Regions from separate parts of the Homo sapiens genome. Here regions 1 and 2 are each linked to region 3. Evidence: chromatin contacts called from ENCODE Hi-C or POLR2A ChIA-PET data. All regions are on one chromosome and are shown on one strand. The core of a region is the stretch at or near the end of the contact, and the rest is flanking DNA. Distances in the headings are between cores, read along the strand shown. Region 1 overlaps RFTN1 (raftlin, lipid raft linker 1). Region 2 overlaps OXNAD1 (oxidoreductase NAD binding domain containing 1). Region 3 overlaps RFTN1 (raftlin, lipid raft linker 1).

Evidence for each region. A loop is a pair of places that touch in the nucleus more often than their neighbours do. ChIA-PET counts read pairs that join two places held with the same protein, here RNA polymerase II (POLR2A). Pooled maps may share reads with other maps.
Region 1: a loop to region 3 is called in a map of CD8-positive, alpha-beta T cell, with 2.3 times the contacts of the local background. The contact joins two enhancer-like sites. A Hi-C loop is called at or near these places in 7 of 168 maps with a recorded cell type or tissue (CD4-positive, alpha-beta T cell, CD4-positive, alpha-beta memory T cell, CD8-positive, alpha-beta T cell and 3 more), 1 of 37 single-sample maps with no recorded cell type and 10 of 50 pooled maps. POLR2A ChIA-PET finds 5 or more read pairs at or near these places in 7 of 52 experiments (CD4-positive, alpha-beta T cell, CD8-positive, alpha-beta T cell, WTC11 and 4 more).
Region 2: a loop to region 3 is called in a pooled map, with 3 times the contacts of the local background. The contact joins two enhancer-like sites. A Hi-C loop is called at or near these places in 2 of 168 maps with a recorded cell type or tissue (CD4-positive, alpha-beta T cell and natural killer cell) and 8 of 50 pooled maps. POLR2A ChIA-PET finds 5 or more read pairs at or near these places in 14 of 52 experiments (CD4-positive, alpha-beta T cell, CD4-positive, alpha-beta memory T cell, CD8-positive, alpha-beta T cell and 9 more).

What each region holds. Positions count from the first base shown.
Region 1 is chr3:16,376,208-16,379,955 of GRCh38, forward strand. It overlaps RFTN1 (raftlin, lipid raft linker 1), which reads right to left. Exons shown (of 10, transcript NM_015150.2): 5 at 1,511-1,895. Among named protein-coding and RNA genes, the nearest start is that of OXNAD1, 110 kb to the left of the region's middle. RefSeq lists an enhancer at 2,738-2,827. Within about 2 kb of position 1,689, at least 9 of the 41 ENCODE cell types and tissues checked have a DNase peak (open chromatin) inside an H3K27ac peak, as active enhancers do; they include CD8-positive, alpha-beta T cell, where a contact is called at or near this core.
Region 2 is chr3:16,284,242-16,287,711 of GRCh38, forward strand. It overlaps OXNAD1 (oxidoreductase NAD binding domain containing 1), which reads left to right. Exons shown (of 9, transcript NM_138381.5): 5 at 2,101-2,207. Among named protein-coding and RNA genes, the nearest start is that of OXNAD1, 21 kb to the left of the region's middle. RefSeq lists a silencer at 2,020-2,159. Within about 2 kb of position 2,075, at least 5 of the 41 ENCODE cell types and tissues checked have a DNase peak (open chromatin) inside an H3K27ac peak, as active enhancers do; they include CD4-positive, alpha-beta T cell, CD8-positive, alpha-beta T cell and natural killer cell, where a contact is called at or near this core.
Region 3 is chr3:16,337,065-16,340,642 of GRCh38, forward strand. The region is part of intron 7 of RFTN1 (raftlin, lipid raft linker 1); the gene reads right to left. It also overlaps a transcript of OXNAD1 not described here. Among named protein-coding and RNA genes, the nearest start is that of OXNAD1, 74 kb to the left of the region's middle. RefSeq lists a silencer at 1,234-1,293. Within about 2 kb of position 1,352, at least 12 of the 41 ENCODE cell types and tissues checked have a DNase peak (open chromatin) inside an H3K27ac peak, as active enhancers do; they include CD4-positive, alpha-beta T cell, CD8-positive, alpha-beta T cell and natural killer cell, where a contact is called at or near this core.

The DNA of each region.
Region 1 (3,748 bases), core at 439-2,938, 39 kb after region 3:
TGAGTCAAACAGTGCCGAGTGCTTTAAATGTACAACTTTAACCTTTCCATGAGAAACTATCGTTCTATCCCCATTTCAAAGGGTGAGAAACTGAGGCACGGAAGGCAGGCCGGAATGTATACTCTAGATTCTTGAGCACCATGCTCCTCACCTCTCCATCACTCCTGCCCTTTCTCCTGGGGGCCTCTGCCTGGCCTGACTCTCGCCCTCCCACAGTCCTGGACCGTACAGAAGGACTCCAGTGAGGTCCATCTTCCTGCCCAGGATTCAGAGCACACACATCCAGCCCAGCCTCCATGAGAAGATGGAGGTTTCTGGACTAAGACCTGGGCGTTCATGAGGACGACACACTGGGCTTAAATGCATGCTCAGCTACTTCATGAGGGCAGCAGGCATGTGCCTCAAACAGCGAAAAATCACACAGATGAAGGGCTCTACTTCAGTGCATACTAAGAAGGCTCAATGCCTTGATTAAACAATAGTCTTACTACATCACAAAACTGACGCAGCTCCAATATCTCCCTCTAAATCAACTTTGCAAATAAGCCCCTGGAATTAACCATCCCATAATTTTCCTCTCAAGAAGTTCTGATGTAACAAAAGAAACTGTTTCTCCTTGTTTTCCCTTCTGGAAGCACCACCTGTTCATTATCACTTGTAAGAGGCTAAATTCAAGAATTCGTAAATAAATGGTAATAACAATATTAACCAGGGAGATCATCCAGAAAGGCCTAAACAGAAAGCCCTCCTAAGCCCTGGGGGTCTTCTGTTAGTTTTCATACTTGTTCTTACTTACATGGCTTATGTAAGTACCTTGCTCTCAGGAAATGACCAGATGCTAGATTTCCTGGAGAAAGGGGGAAATATGGATGGTTGATTTCCTGAAGAAAGTAGAGAAAAAGGAAATACAGAGAAACGGAGGGAAACTTTGCTCCCTGTAAATCTTATTAAGGGCCTCGGCAAATCTTGTTAGTCTATCACACAGGAAAGACCAAGCAGAGAGGCGTGAAGGGATGGTGGGTAAGTCCACCTGGGTTCATATGCCCGAACTGCCTATTTCCAGACTGGGCAACAAATTTCCTCTCTAAACCCCAGTTTGCTCAGCTGTAAAATGTCTTGCTTTAGGCAAGTATTTTAACAGGTGGTGTGTAGGTTTTCATCGGTGCCTGGCAGGCTGACACTTCCTGTGTGAAAACTGGATAATTCAAGGGCAATTTCGAGAGCACAGGAGATAAAAGAGCTCACAGTCTAGAATCCACTTCAAACGTGACATTTTGGAGCAAACTGCAAGTCAATTTCATGTGGTTCTGAACTCCCCAGAAGTCATAACTTCAGTAAGTAAACAGTCAGGTGGCACAGATAACTGCTTGATAAAGTTTCTCCTGTTTGATGGACTGCTGTCTCTACACTCTAAATTCCATTCCTTTTTCTCTGAGATACCATGGGGATTAATGAAAAGCTGTTAGCTGCTCTTTAAGTGGGTCAAAACTCCCATTGCTGACATACTTACTCCCTGAGAGTGGCTCTTCATGCACCTCCAAGGGGTTGCTCTCCGGTCCATCCAGTGTCTTGCTCACCCCCTGTGGTGAAAGTTCTCCACCATCTCCCTCTCCGGAGGGTGAGCTGGGCTGCTTGGCGAGGGGCACCTCCCCTCTGGGGCCTGAGCTGGGCTCTGGGCTTTGGTTTCTCCCAGCCGGAGCACTGCACACATCCCCAGTCCCCGGTTTCTCATTCTCCAGTGACGCGTGATCCCCACGTGCGTTTTTTGCATCTCTGGCATCCTCGGTGCTGTTGGCAGTAGACACCGGAGCACTGCTGCCTGCCGAGTTCACAGAGGAATGGTACTGAGGTATAACACCAACGAATTTCAGGCCCTGGCTTGCAGCCTCCTGGATCTGTGAGGCAAACAAAAGGAAGGGAAACAAGTGAATGAAATGGTCTATCAAAGGGACACGTGCAGCGTGCAAAGCGCCTCCCCGAGGCCTGCGAGGCTGTTTCAGGTGCAGGAGAAGAATTCCAAGCTGACAGGAACTCCATGTCCTCAGGGGCACCTGCCCCCACACCCTAGTCTGAAGAAGACAGTTTTTTTAATTTGTTTTAACTATATTGTCTGATGGAAAGATAAAGCATTTGGCTTTGAAGAGTTGAAATCACTACTTTGAAACACTACACTAGTCCTTATTAACATTTTTTAAAGAGGCTGGAAAAAGTTCTAAACAAAGAGTTTGAAGGAGGAAGTTTGTTTTATTAAGAGTTTAGTTTTTTTTGTCACTTTTTTTCGGACGAATCACTGACTTCCTGCCCATCAGGCTACTGTATAACTACAGCTTGTCTATATAACCATATACAAACAACAGATGGCATTTTATGGCCCAAAGAGCTTCCTTTTTGGACAATAGTTTTGGCAGAGAAGGGCAGAGGTGGGAAAATCACCCCTGTGCCAAGGCTGTGGGCAAATCCTCCCTGAGAGGTATCATCTGATGGACACCTTGCTCCCTGGTGCTCTCAGGCTTAGGGAAGGTCAAAGGAGCCCACAGATCATGCCCAGCCCACAGCCACAGACTGACTCTTGGCTCTCCAAGTCCTGGTCCACACCATCAGCAGCGAGGTGATGGTTCCTTCTCACTCCCTGTACCAACGGGATGGGGGATGAACACCCACCTGCAGTACCGAGGTACTTGAACTTTCCCTCTCCCTAAAAAATAGCCCAAGGCAATTGGGTTGAATGTAAGTCATAAGTTTGAAAGAAAAATTGAAAATAAATAACCTAATAAAATAAAGCAAGAGCCAGCCAAAGCCAGAAGGTAGCCTTTAGGGGACTTTCCAGGCAAGGATGCTTAAGTCATTTTACAAATAAATAAGGCGGTGCAGACCTCAGAGCTGTCTAAGTCTTAGTCACCAAGCTCTAAGCAGATGACCTCAGAAAATCTTGAGGCCTCTGCAATGATAATCTACCCTCATTTGAGAGTCAGTTTTGCCAGCACAGAGGTATTCTCTCTAAAGGAGAAGCTGCCCTGACAGCTCTCCTCGGAAGAACCACCCTGACATTAAATGGAAAGTCATTTTTGTTCCACACTGCGCAACCTGGAAAACTGCAGTTGCAAACATGCAGTCCAGTCTTTAAATCCTAGCCTGTGCTAGACATAAAATAAGAATAGTAGTAATTACTGTCTACTGTAGACCTACTATGTCTAGGCATTGAGCTAGGCATTTTACATAAATTAAAACAACAAAACGTTTCATCCTTCAATGATGCTGCATGGTATCATTGTCTCCATTTCAGATGAGGACACTGGAGCCCAGAGACATTAAAGTCATAAAACAAGCAGTGAGTAGCCAGAGTGCAAAACCAGGTCTGGCCTGGGCCAAAGTTCATTCTTTTAATCACAAGACTCAGTGGACACATGTCAAAGCATCAACTACATACATGTCTATGGGCATGTATGTGTCCACTCATACGCCCCGAGTTGGCTCAATTCACTCTTCAAAAGTTAAAAAAAACAAAAGACAAAAAAATCTTAAAGCCATCTATTCCATTCTGAAAATTTTTTCCCTCATTAATCTATGATATCCACCTATGTTAAAAATTATTCTATAAAGCTCCTAAAAGAAGGCACAGCAACACAAATTTTAAAAGAAAATAGCAGGGAAATAATTATACCAAAGAACTTTGGAGGCTGAGGAAAGCCACTGCATGCAAAGCATACTTCTGAGCTTTCTGGCAACATATGCCAAAAGAGAAAGGCAA
Region 2 (3,470 bases), core at 825-3,324, 52 kb before region 3:
TTATAAATGAATAAAATGTAATATATAATGTAAACAAATGCTAATTAATTTTAATTAAGACAATGAAATACAGTCATGTGTTGCCTGCTGACGGGGATGTTTTGATAAATGTGTCATTAGCTGATTGTCATTGTGCAGACATAGAGTGTACTTAAACAAACCTGGAGGGGATAGCCTACTACACACTTAGGCTAAATGGTATAGCCTATTGTTCCTAGAGGACAAACCTATATGCATGTTACTGTACTGAATATTTCAGGCGTTTGTAACACAATATTTGTGTGTCTAAACATAGAAAAATAGTAAAAATCTGGTATTATGGGATCACCTTGTATATGTGCTTTGTCGTTGACCAAAATGTCGTTGCACAGCACATGACTGTACATTATAACCAACATTAATGAGTTCTGTGGGCCAGCAGCATTGTAAGTACTTTTGTCAGTATTATCTCATTTAATCCTCCCAGCAACCCTATGAGGTATAGGTGGTATTATTCTCATTTTATAGCTGAGGAGGGCTAGGTAACTTGCCCAGAGTCACACAGCTGGTAAGCGGTAGAGCCAGGACTAAATACCAGGCAGTCCAGCTGCAGAGCCCATGCTGTTAACAGCCATATTCTGCTGCTTACTTTATTTTGTTGCTGAATTGCTTTGAATTGCAAATGGCATTAGATGTAATCTTTGATGAAACAGGAATGTACTAAAGGGAGGAAAATTGAACATGAAGGAAAGGGCTGGTGGTTGCTGATGGAGCAGTGTTTCTGAGAGAGTAGGCAGGACTAGGACCAAGAGTGCAGGTAGAGGGTCAGTAATGGAAAATTACCCCAGTTGATTTTTAGGAGAGGAGCAAGAGAGGGTTGACAAAAATATGGAGAAAGAAAGGTTAGGTATTTTGCAGGAGGGAGAGAAAGGTAGATAATACTAGAAGATACTTTGAGGTGGTGAGAGAGACCACCATCCATCATGAGAATTATCCAGTGGATTTTTGAAAATGGTCTCCACTAATAGTTTGATGAGATTTAGTAGTCCTATTGGAGTAGAGGGCCTGCATGAGCTAGCATTAGGATGGGACGTTCATTGACCTTGACAGATTTCCAAAGCACCCTTTGGTGGAGCTGTGAAGGTCACACTTTCCAAGGAGAGGGCTATATTTTGGTTAGTTGCTGATTTGCTGCCACAAGTAAAGATGAACAGACATAGAAGGTTGAGGAAGGAAAGAGTCATGTTGTCTTTTTTCTTTGCTTGTGAAGATGTCCCAGGCTTACAGGACAAAGAAACACAAAGCAGATGAAAGAATAAAGGAAATAGATACCTTTTGAATTTGAGGGGTGTTGAGCCATGAATGGCACATACCTGCATAGCTCCCGAGTCAAACCTATTCAAGGCTTTCCAGAAATCAGATACATCATGTAAAAATAGTGCTTCTCAAATTATCTGTAGGGAAGGGCTCTTTTTATTGTTAAGATTGTGATCTGTTTCCATTTTATAAAATATCGTGTGATAAAAAATGAATTTGAAAATTAATTAAAAACAAAGACATGAAGAATGCAAACCCATTTTGTTTTCTGTTACTAGACTCAATAGGCACAAGATTGTTCTGTGAAATTGTTAAAAGTTTCTAAGTGCCTGCTTTTGATTTCTGAAATTAGCTCTTTGTGGGCTCCTTACACCCCCAGAAGCAAGAGTGGGCCTCACTTTGCCCAGTGCTGATGGAGAATTTAACGGCAGCTCCTTGATAAGACCCTGGCTTGTTTACAGAGTTCCAATTCCCTGAGCTCTTCCCAGAGTGCCTAGCCCAGTGCACAGCACATTGTGGATACTCATCAGATAAATGCCGGTTAAAAGATCCCTTGAATAGATGATTTTTGAATGTAGGATAAAATTAAATTAGTATGATAGCAAGTCTCTCAAAAAAAAGTTAATTAAAATGTATTCACATGGTGGTAGGCTGAACTAAAGCAAAGTGTGTTTTACCTTGTTTGGCAATTTTCAAAAACCACATCTTTGTAGGTTTCAAAAACCTTAGTTCTCAGGATGCCACCATTTGTCCCTTGTGCTGTGTACGCACTAACCTCAGCCACAGTTCATCTTTTGGTTTTAGATTGTGTCAGCAGCTAAGGTGTGTGGAGCTGCCAGTGAGTCACCGTCAGTGAAGAGCCTCCGCTTGCTTGTTGCTGATCAAGACTTTTCCTTTAAAGCTGGCCAGTGGTAAGTGACTTTTCTGTGTTCCATGTATGTATGTTCAAGAAGGTGCCATCAGATAGAAGGTATTATTTTTTCTCCTGGAAAAGGCTAGCCATTCCCTTGAGGAAGAGGAATTCTAAATCATATCTGCTCAGGGTGAGCCTTTGTTGGCACAGAGGATCTGATTCCTTTTCTGGCCTCAGAGCCCACTTGGGTTTTGAGCCCGTGGCTCCCTCAGTCGTATATGAAAATTGCTGTCTTGTGTTTTCCACATTCAAACAAAGCTAGTTCTGGCCCATGGAACTGACAGCTCTGATAATTAGACTCTTCAGGAATGGTTGCTAACAGAATGCACTTCAGTAATCTAATCTCCTTGAGTTACGTGTTGCAGGAGATTCATAGGTTTTTTAAAAGTAGTCTTCTTCGTGTCCAATGCAGAGTAAACAAAGTATCCTGAAGAGAAGAGGAACTAGTGATGTCATCACAGGGCTCACTACCCTCTTGACTGAATTTGTCTATCATATGTACCTTATTTGGGTTGAATTTAAATACTTTGCCTAATTTGTTATCAGGATTCCCCAGTCAGGCCCAGCTCCCCAGAACCCCCACACAAATCATAAGTCTGTCCCATTTGACTCGGGACTGATCAGCATGCTGACTGGGTAACATTTCCTCCGAATGGGGCCTCCCTGAGCTTCAATTCAAGTTCAATTGTAAGGAAAGCAACTTGAATTTCCCTAGGAAAGGTGTGTTTGGGTGTGTGTGTCCTTTATTTTAATAAAGCATTCATTTCTAAATGGATTTCTGGCATGTCAGTCTTGATAGTGTTTCTTAGGAGTCACTTGACTAATTTTGGCAGTCCATCTGGAAATGTGGTTTTGTTAGAAGGAGGATGTGTGATAATAGCAAGTGTGATAATAGCAAGAGTTAGCAGTCTTGTGTGTTAATAGTTTGCCTTTGAATTTAGAACTAGAAAACAAGATGCTGATTGCAATAATTTGGGTTTGTGAAGCAATTTACTGCAATCTTTGCACATGTTCGATGATACACATTAAATGCATTTTGCCTGTTTTAGGGGGCGGGCAACATATTTACCCTTCAAAAATGGTTTAGCAGTCATTATATTGAAAAGTGGAAACTTTAATTGTAATGATCTGTTTTCCATATTTCCTTTCTGTGGAAATGTTTGTGTCCTGTGCAAAGCACTGTCTCCGTGCCTTCAACTCTGAATCCTGCCAAGACTCAGACCCAGCCTCCTGGTTAGGAAAAGCCTGTGCATTGGTTATT
Region 3 (3,578 bases), core at 102-2,601:
CTGAACCTAGGCCTCAAGGAGCCTTGCTGTTTCTGCTCACTCTCCAGGAACCCTGCCTACGCCATGAGGACAGGCCCAGGCTAGCCTTCGGATGATGAGAGACCTGTGGCCCTGCTAAGCAGCAGACGTGAGAGATGCCATCTTGGAGCTGCTAGCTGTGGTCCACCCATCAGCGCCTGCAGGCACATGCTGAGATTAGTCGATTTCCTAAAAGTTGAAGGAAAAATCACCCAGCTGACCTGTTTGGGTTATGATTTTAACTCACTAAGCTTTGGGGAGCTTTATTACACAGCAGAAGCTAACTGGTGTATTACTATTATTACTATTATTCTAAGAACCAAATACCAGGCAAACCTCTAGGAGGAAAATTGTAATGAAAGTCACCTCATTGATTTGTGGCCGGGCTCAGTGGCTCACGCCTGTAATCTCTGCACTTTGGGAGGCAGAGGTGGGTGGATCATGAGGTCAGGAGATCGAGACCACCCTGGCCAACATGGTGAAACCTCGTCTCTACTAAAAATACAAAAATTAGCCAAGCATGGTGGCAGGCGCCTGTAGTCCCAGCTACTCGGGAGGCTGAGGCAGGAGAATCGCTTGAACCCAGGAGGCGGAGGTTGCAGTGAGCCCAGATTGCGCCACTGCACTCCAGCCTGGCGACAGAGCGAGACTCCATCTCAAAAAAAAAAAAAAAAAGAAAAGAAAGTCACCTCATTTGATTTGAGAGAAATACAATGATATAGTTACTGCTGAAGGGGAGTGTTCCTAATTTGTCACCACACTCAAGGCTGGCACACCTAGCCCTTATTTGCTCCAGGCCGGACACTTTGGCCTTGCATTACCTCTGGAGCCCTGAAGTCTAATTTATGATAACCTACTGTGAGGCCCAGCAGTGCCACCAGCTTGCCCTGGAAGAGAGAGATAAAAACCCACACTGGGTAGATCGTCCTAGCTCGAGATGTTGCCCTGGCTTCTCCTAAAGCACCATGCCAAGCTGGCAAGAAAACCAAACCTGCATGTGCAAGATAACATTCTCCTGGATTCTGGGACACGCTGGGTGATCTGGTCCTGGTACATGCGGTTTCTCTAACGTCAGTTACTTGGAAGGCAGAAAGAAGAAAGGGGCTACGGGATGGAAGGGCAGGAGATGGCATGCATCCTTATTATCAGGGGTGTCTGCCCACACACACCTGCATGAGCAGAATGAGAACCAGGCAAGGCATGCAACCACGCAAGGCTCCTGATCACAGGGAAGGTAATGAGGCCGGACATGCGGCGGCTAAGGGGCGATGGCTGGGGCCAACTCTGACCCGTAGCAGGGACAGGCACTGCAGTTCTGACTGTGGTTAAGCAACACAAAGCTGCCACATCCTGTCAGCTGCTCATCGGGACCACGTATGCAATAGCACAGGGCTCCTGTCCTCTAGAAGCTGACATCTTAAACACACATTGAGTGCTTCAGGGTGAGGGGGTCCTCCCAGGCCAACTTAGAAATAGCTTTGTTTGATAACAATTAAAAAAGAAACATTTTCTCCATCCAGAGACTTGCCAGGTCCCTCCTACTGGCTTTGATGAGAGAGAAAACTAGGCTTTCTGGGAGTAAATGGGACTTGCTACTTTATTACTCTCTTTAGACTATCAGAGATGAATGAGGGATCCTATATCATATCTTTAGCCCTTCTTTCTGATTTTTCACCTTATGTATTACCTAGAAAAGAGAAAAGGGATTGAAAAAAGGAGCTTTTCCAAAGTGTATAATTAAAAAGTTGTTTATTTTGGAGTTGGGGACCTGGGGAGAGAGCCAGTCTGTCTGCAGGAATTCTAGAACCCAAAACTGTCAACGTTGTCCCCTCCACCTGTCAGCAGTGGATTCCTAACAGCTTACTGATAATCATAAAATGCAAACCCAGAAGAGGTCTCTGAATAAAGGTTGGTTCAAAACCTTAAGAGACAGGGAAATGGAGATTAAAGATTATTTCACTGTCCTAGCTAACAACGAACAGAGCCACACAACACACCATGTGCTGGGCTGTCACAGTCTTGACTCACTAAGGAAGGGATTGGGTAAGACATGGGATTTCTCTCTCCCTAACTTTCTCTGCCTGGTAACTTCAAAGGTGCCACATTCTCAAGCCATGCTGGAGCAATCACAGTTGGCCAATATTCTCTTTGTGGTGACTCAACTGTCAGTATCATGTTGCTATGGCTACCACAATTCTCACTCAGCCCTCCCTCCTTATGCTCTGCTCTTATTTAAACCAAATTGCATTGCACTAATCCCACAGCATGCTCTTTGAGGACCCAGCTCTGATAGGGCTTCTGAGGTGCCAGAAACCTCCAGCTGGAATATCCTGCCTTCAGGACACATCAGACATCTGGCTGTTCATTAGTCCAATGTTACAAGTCCTGCAGTCCACCTCCCATTCTATCTGGCTCCCTGCTCTACCAGAGACAAATCCACCAGAGCCATAACAGATGCGCTGCCGGGTCCCCATCAGCATCTGCACTGAGACCTACCACGGGACAAACCAATGATGAAAAACCCAAAGTCCAGAAAATGAAAATGGTCTCAGAGAGACTGGCCAATCCTATTTGGGGTCCTCTAGAAAATTCTCCCATCACTCTTCCCTGTCCTACCATTTCCACATATTGATCATGACTTGGTGCTTCGTTTTTCTGCCCCTGCACTAGAACACAAACTCCACAAAGGCAAGGAGTTTATCTTGTTCTTGATGAATCCCAGGCACTTAAGGAAGTATTTGTTCGATAATTAGTTGTTGAGTGAGTGAATAAATGCACCTGTCCTAGCATTTTGTGGGTAGGTTCTGCCACCATTGTCTTGTACTCTCAAAGTCTTATCAAAATTGCTGTAAATCATGCCTAAAATGAGACATGAGTTTGCCACCAAAAATGTGAATTAATTTGCCAGGATGCTGTGTTACCATTTTTATGGGTATTTTGCATGTGGAAGTTGGAAGTATATTCACGTATGAAAATTAGACACAGTCATGTACTGGCCATAAAGCACAAGGCCATTATTTAGCTAGCCACACACAAACTTGTTTCTTCCCTGTTTCTGTTCCATTGCCACGCATTACAGAGGGTCCTATCAGGAGGTAGTGCCTGTTTCTCCATCTCTTGACTCTGAGCTGGTTTTGTGACTTTCTTTGGCCAATAGTACATTAACAAATATGATGCAAACCGCAGCATGAAATAAGCTAGCACATTGGGGCTTGCCCACTTGCTGCTTTTGGGAATCCTGTGGCTGCCATCCTGTGAAGAGGTTCAGGTTAGCTTACTGAATGTTAAGATACACAAGGCTCTGTTCTAGCCAACTGCCAGACATATGAATGAGGCCACTCTAGATCATTCAGCTACCAGCTGACATATGAGAGAGCCCAGCAGAGATCAGCAAGGTTGCCCTATGGCTGAAAAATTGATCAGATGACCTAAAGAATCATGAGCTAATACATGGTTATTTGAAGCCACTAAGTTTGGAATGGTTAGTTACACAGCAGAAGCCAACTGATAGAGACTGAAAAACAAAACATCCAACAAACATTTAATGGAGATGAGTGTTT